2 separate regions of the Homo sapiens genome follow, and region 2 is linked to region 1. A link is a contact called in ENCODE Hi-C or POLR2A ChIA-PET data. All regions are on one chromosome and are shown on one strand. The core of a region is the stretch at or near the end of the contact, and the rest is flanking DNA. Distances in the headings are between cores, read along the strand shown.

Region 1 (2,876 bases), core at 242-2,741:
AAAGCACATTAGAAGTGTCTAATATATGTGGTTTCCTTCTTCTCTGATACCTATTTTGGGTGGCCATGACCTCATGAGGGCCACACTGAGATGACCTTGAATGGCAGAAAGTCAGAAGGCGGAAGTGCACCCCATCCCAGTCCTCCTAGAAGTTCTGATATTGATTATCTTCAGACAATGGGCTCCTCATGAGGCCTTCATCTGTGACTCTGGAACTTAACTGAATTTCAATAGAACAGATGATTTTTCTCCCCTAATTTGCTCTACACAATTAACAAATATCTCTTCCCACCTCCCACAATGCTCCCAAGGAGGTCGATTGCAGGGTCCAGTGGTCCTGAGCCACCAGACCCTCTTCTCAGTTCTGCTACTCAACAGTGTTTCTCAACCTTCAACCCATGGGAAGCCAAAAACTTTATGTTGTCCAGCGAATACTTGTGCTTCATTTCTATCTTCTTTCCCTACTTTTGGAATTTGTGCGCAGAATTTAGAAAGCAATCCACAGAATAATGTGGGAGGAAAACATTGTGAAGTATTGAGTCCTTTAAAGTCCTGACTCATATCAATACGAAGTCAAAGGGAAAACCAAGAGCTTAATGCATGCAGTCTGGAGTCAAAACAGCTTGGCCCCCCCTATTATCCCAGTTTCCTTGGTTGTCTCCTGCTACAAAGTGGCAAAGTTCATGAGGGACAGGCCACTGCTTGCCTGCAAGAGAGGTTTGATTTCCTGTCCAAGCTTGTCAATATATACATGTTTTTAATATCAAGTTCTTTTTTTGTAGGGAAGTGAGTCATAGCTCTCACCAAAGGTTGGCACCAAAATCCACAGATGTTGGCAGTCATGATCTTATCAAATTTTCTCAGGAGTTGCAAGTGCAACCAGATAAATCATTAAGAAAAAGCAATGAATAACAGAAAAGAAAACTAAGCAAACAGAACCTTCTATCTCAGGCTTCATGGGACTTAGGTTGGTGGGATTTAAACTTCCTCCAGGCCAGCTGCTGTCATTCAATGGATAGTCGAATTCAATGGCGCCCACCAAAGACAATGCAAAACTCTCTGTGTCCATGTCACCACACCACTGATAGCCAATTAACTCCTTACATTCAGTGTAAAACATCAGTGATTTGACTCTCATACGCGCATCTGGGGAGAGAAGACAGGAAGAAGAGGAAGCTAACCGTTTCCAGATCTGAGTGCCAGCTCAAAATAAAACCAGTATCATCTGCCACAAGTGCTTTTGACATGGGTCCTAATTTTAAATTTACACACACACAAACATTTATGTATGCATGGGTGTGTGTGTGCGTATATATATATGTACATATTTGATTGCTTCTGTTTAAAATGTACTCATCTCAGCAAAGCTTATTTTCCTTTTATTTGACTTTCATTGTGACGACAAAACACTACTCCACTGACAGGGACAAGGAGCTATGCAGATCTAGCACCAGGCAGCAGGGGCACGGCCCTGACAGCACAAGTGCCCCATAGAACCTGATAGGGCACTGAGAGTGCAGGGTGTTCCTGGAATACTTTCAGGGCTCACAGGTACCGCAGAGAACACGTTGTCTCCCTCGCTCATTGACTTATAATTGATCAGAGATCAGTACCAGACAAGAAGCTGAGCATGTTCAACGTAAACATCCCTATTTCGAGTCAGCACAGACTGCCATGGTCCATTTCCCTTTGCCAAAATTCTTGAAGATATCCTCACAGAGCTGCCTCACGAGCACACCCATCACACAGCCTAAGATGGATCAATCTGTTCATACAACAAAAAGGGGCTTGGTGTACTTCAACCCCTTACTGTACTGCACAATACACTTCCAGGGACAAACAGGAGATGCTGTACCTGAAATCTTTCTGTTTAAATCGATTTAAAAAAAAAAAAAGAGAAATGGTCATTTTGTTTCCATTTCTCAAAGGTGTCCATCCTACAAATACAATTATACCTTGACTCATTTAATCAAGTCTACTAAAAGCCTGAGTAGATCTTTTGACATGGCTATTGAGGAATTCAGATGTTGATTTCTGTTTCAAGGTTAAGGGATATGTTTTGGTTACAATAAGTATACTCTGAGCTGGCAATCAACAATCCTCTCAGCAGAGGCTCTTCTAAATGGGATCAGATCCTCTTAGAAGGACATGATGTTTGCTGTTTTGATGGTGAGAAAAACTGAGGCCCAGACAGAGCTACTCAAGATGGCTCTGTGCCCTAGTGATATAATAAATTAGAAAAACTGAGGCCCAGACAGAGCTACTCAGGATGGCTCAGCTCCCTAGTGATAGAATAAACTAGAAAGATGAAACTAGAAATATGTTCCTGTTGCTGCCTGCAGCCTCCTCTCCTTAGACGATGCTGCCCCCTTTTGAAAGGCTTTACAACTTTTTTTTTTTTTTTTAAGGCTTTGTTAAAGAATCGAGTGGGAGGGAAGATTCCAGAACCTGTTATCCACACTGGCTTTTCTTCAGATACAGGTGTTGACAGGACTCAAGGCAGAACAATGTGACATAAACCAGATGAGGCGAACGGGCACTCCCTGGGGTCTGTTGGGCAGAGCAGCTCAGGTCTGTCAAAGCTCCTGGTGAGGTGAGAATGGGGAGAATGCTGCTTCTCATCTGTGGTGGCTGGCACAGTCTTGGGTAAGGGCAAGGCCAACTTTCCTTCCCAAGAGGGTGTTCTCTGTCTTTGTCTTTGCATTTCCTTATCCTCAGGGCACAGCCTTCCTGACAGACACTCCTTAAGCTGAATCCCTGAGCCAAATCCTGAGCTGTCTTCTGGCATCCTGGAAATCCTGCACTGATTCCGAGGAAGCGGCAAAGAAAGAACCATGAAGCATGCCAGCTTCATGTGAACTGATCACCATGAATGG
Region 2 (3,049 bases), core at 155-2,654, 480 kb before region 1:
TCCCAGAGGGCAAGGCTGTGTCTGCCCTGCCAGCCTCAGACCCCAGCACCCAGGCAGTACCTGCATGTAGAAACCACCTAAAATCTATCAGTGAATGGGCACAAGAGAGGAACAGAGGACAGTAAGGGCGTTATTTCCTGACTGTGTCCTGGTAGGGGAAGTTGGAACCCTGAGGAGACAGGCGCGGGCTGAGCGCAGAGTGTGAGATGTGCACACATGTGAGGGGTTTAGACAAGCAGACCCAAGGTCCTTGCTTGCTATCGGTCACTCTGATCCTCCGTCCCAGGGCGATCCTGTGGACTTGAGACCATGTCAGGGAGGCAGCGGCAGTGAGCTGTGCTGCACAGCTGAAAAAGACAGGATGTGTAACTACTGGAACAATACATGCTGGAGATCTCTAAGCTCATAAGGTCAGAGACCCGATGTGGTGACTATGCAGTAGCCTATGCAAACGCCACTAGACTCTCTTCTTCCTTCATCCCTGTCACTGCAGGGCCACACAGGCCTGACTTGTCATAAAATTACTATACACCCAGAAATAGCCACGGAAAAGCCAGAGGGCTTGCTAAGGTGTCTGCGGTATTCTGAAGACACAAATCCTGGAGTCCCTGCAAACAGCTGCTGACCACCTGGGACACAGAGTTCCACCCCTGCTGGGGAAGGCAGGCTTCCAAAGCCACCGTGTGCTACCATGCGGTGCCTCTGAGCCACTCTCTCATTAGGGAGAATGCAGAGGTGGAGAAAGGCTCCAGGAATGGGGTCAGGGCTCGGAAGTCCCGAAACTCACTCTATCCCGGATGTGGTAATCAACATAAGCAGGTCTTTGCAGACAGATATAGCAACACACATCCTGAGCTATAAAACATCCTCAACCTTTTAGTAGGAATCTGACTTCTAGGGTCTACCCTGGGGAAAGGATTCAAAATGTGGCAACAGCTGCACTCCAGGCACCCAGTGAAGCATCATTTATAGCACAGACACTGGACGACAATGCAAATTATCTGGTCACTGTGAAGTAGGTAAATATGGCACAAATCGGTACTCATCAATGTAGGTATCAGCTATCATGAGTGTTTTTTAGGAAGACCACACTAAGAAACACAGAAAATACTTATGAGATGTTAAATAACTGAAAACATATCTAAAATTATATCCACCTTTACTAAAACCTGATAAAATGCCGAGGGGCCAGGAACTCGACCAAACTCTGGGCAGATGGAAAGAGCTGACTTTGTTTTTAATACTGTTACAATACTGTTTTTGTGCCAGTTCAATGGTCAGAGTCAAAAGGGCAGTCACACTTAGGCTCCAAGGTTAAATGAAGAAGAAAGCAATGTTGCTTCCCACTTCCTCGAGTGTCTGTGATGTTCCCGCGGCTCCTGGCATGGCAACACTGCTTCTCATTCCCTTCCAGGATTCTGCAGAGAGACCAGGGACTGTGTGAGCGGAAACACTACCCGTGAACAAAAAGAGAGGAATGTGCGCCGGTACATGGTGTTCCCATTTAAATCTTTTCGGGGATTTCCTCATATAAATAAATCTGAAGATGCCAGGGTTCTATAAATAGGGCTAGAAACTACTGCCCTGATTCTAGAGAATCTCTGTTGTAAGATGACAGCGAAGATGCTATTTTAGGGCAAAGTAAAAGATAAACCATGTTAGTCATTAGCATTTGGTTCTCTCAGGGACCAAAAAATAAAAATCACCAGCAGAGGGTATGTACTTGTAAACCTTCCCACACAGGGACTATGTCTGTGCTCTCTTTCCTAGAAATGTCCAGACTTGGCACCAACAGCAGAGGGAGGATGTTTACCAAATTCTCTTGTGAATTTTTTGGATTTTCAAAACACTTTCACTTGGTTTCCTCCACTAATTCTTTTTTTTTTCTTTTTTACATTTTTATTACTCAAACTACTTGTCCTTCAGCCAGTTAAGAGACTGAGGCGAGAGCCTAAGGAAAGAAAAACAGAAAAGACATGGAGGAAAAGAGATGGCCATTGTCCAGGCAGTGGCCTAGATGGCCCATCTCATCTTGGGTCTCAACCAAGACCCAGAGGCCTAACACTTCTCGACTGTAAACTCTAGAACACTTTATCCTAAACTGGGTGGACCTGCCACATGCGCCTATTGCAGGAGAAAAGAAAAGTCCCTCCGTGGCTGCTCACAGGTATAAATAAAGCGCCAATGTCCACGTTCAGTGAGTGTAACAGGCTTCTCCAGTGGGTGAACTGTGGATTCCTACTCAAAACCAAACACAAACCAGCAGGCTGTTTGCTCGCAGTCATTTATGGCAGAAGCTGTCAGGTAGGTAAATTGGGGAAAGTGCATTGTCTAGTGGTTCCCCCTTACCTGATGAAATTTCGAGTCAAAGCAGCAGCAAGAATTAGCAAATCAGTTTGCCAAGGAAAATTACTTCCTGTTGCTAGCAAAATAGGCGGTCTCTGTGAAAGCACTGATGGCCACCGATAACCAATGACTGCACACTGCCCTTGCCTTTGAGTCCACAGGAGCCTCACGTAGATGGCCACAGGTGGGCAAGGCACAGACTTAGATTTTTGGCAAAACTATGGTGATTCTTCCTGTGAAAGACGTATATAATTTAAGTGCTCACATTTCCAATGCTCTTGACAGCTATAGATATCAAGAGGTATTCAATGCTACAGTAAAATATCTGTTTTAGGCCCCTCAAATTCAGAGGTTTATATTTTAAAAGATATTTGTACTCCGGAGAAACACTAGTAGTTGGGATTTCACATAAGATTCCTGCACTGATTTCCTGTGTCATATTTAGCCAAACAAGTGGTCTGCTCCAGGTCACGACTGCCTCGCTGCAATTGCATCACTTGCTCTGATGCAAACACGGGAACATGCAGGTGCCGTCACGTCGGGCCTTCGGGATTATTCTCAGACTGCAGGGGCTGCGGTCCCTAGAGAGCTGTGAGAGACCTCCGCTTTAGCAAAGCTGCCAGAAAAGTCTAAAAAAGTGAGGATGACATTCACCATTTTAAAAATAATCATGGGCAATTTAGCACCCTTTCCCAAAGTGCGT

Evidence for each region. Hi-C counts contacts between places; a loop is a spot of excess contacts on that map. ChIA-PET counts read pairs that join two places held with the same protein, here RNA polymerase II (POLR2A). Pooled maps may share reads with other maps.
Region 2: a loop to region 1 is called in a map of endothelial cell of umbilical vein, with 7 times the contacts of the local background. The contact joins two enhancer-like sites. A Hi-C loop is called at or near these places in 3 of 168 maps with a recorded cell type or tissue (chondrocyte, dorsolateral prefrontal cortex and endothelial cell of umbilical vein) and 7 of 50 pooled maps. POLR2A ChIA-PET finds 5 or more read pairs at or near these places in 2 of 52 experiments (K562 and activated naive CD4-positive, alpha-beta T cell).

What each region holds. Positions count from the first base shown.
Region 1 is chr7:51,139,245-51,142,120 of GRCh38, forward strand. The region is part of intron 5 of COBL (cordon-bleu WH2 repeat protein); the gene reads right to left. Among named protein-coding and RNA genes, the nearest start is that of COBL, 180 kb to the right of the region's middle. Within about 2 kb of position 1,492, at least 5 of the 41 ENCODE cell types and tissues checked have a DNase peak (open chromatin) inside an H3K27ac peak, as active enhancers do.
Region 2 is chr7:50,656,012-50,659,060 of GRCh38, forward strand. All of the region lies in intron 7 of GRB10 (growth factor receptor bound protein 10), which reads right to left. Among named protein-coding and RNA genes, the nearest start is that of DDC, 92 kb to the left of the region's middle. Within about 2 kb of position 1,405, at least 19 of the 41 ENCODE cell types and tissues checked have a DNase peak (open chromatin) inside an H3K27ac peak, as active enhancers do.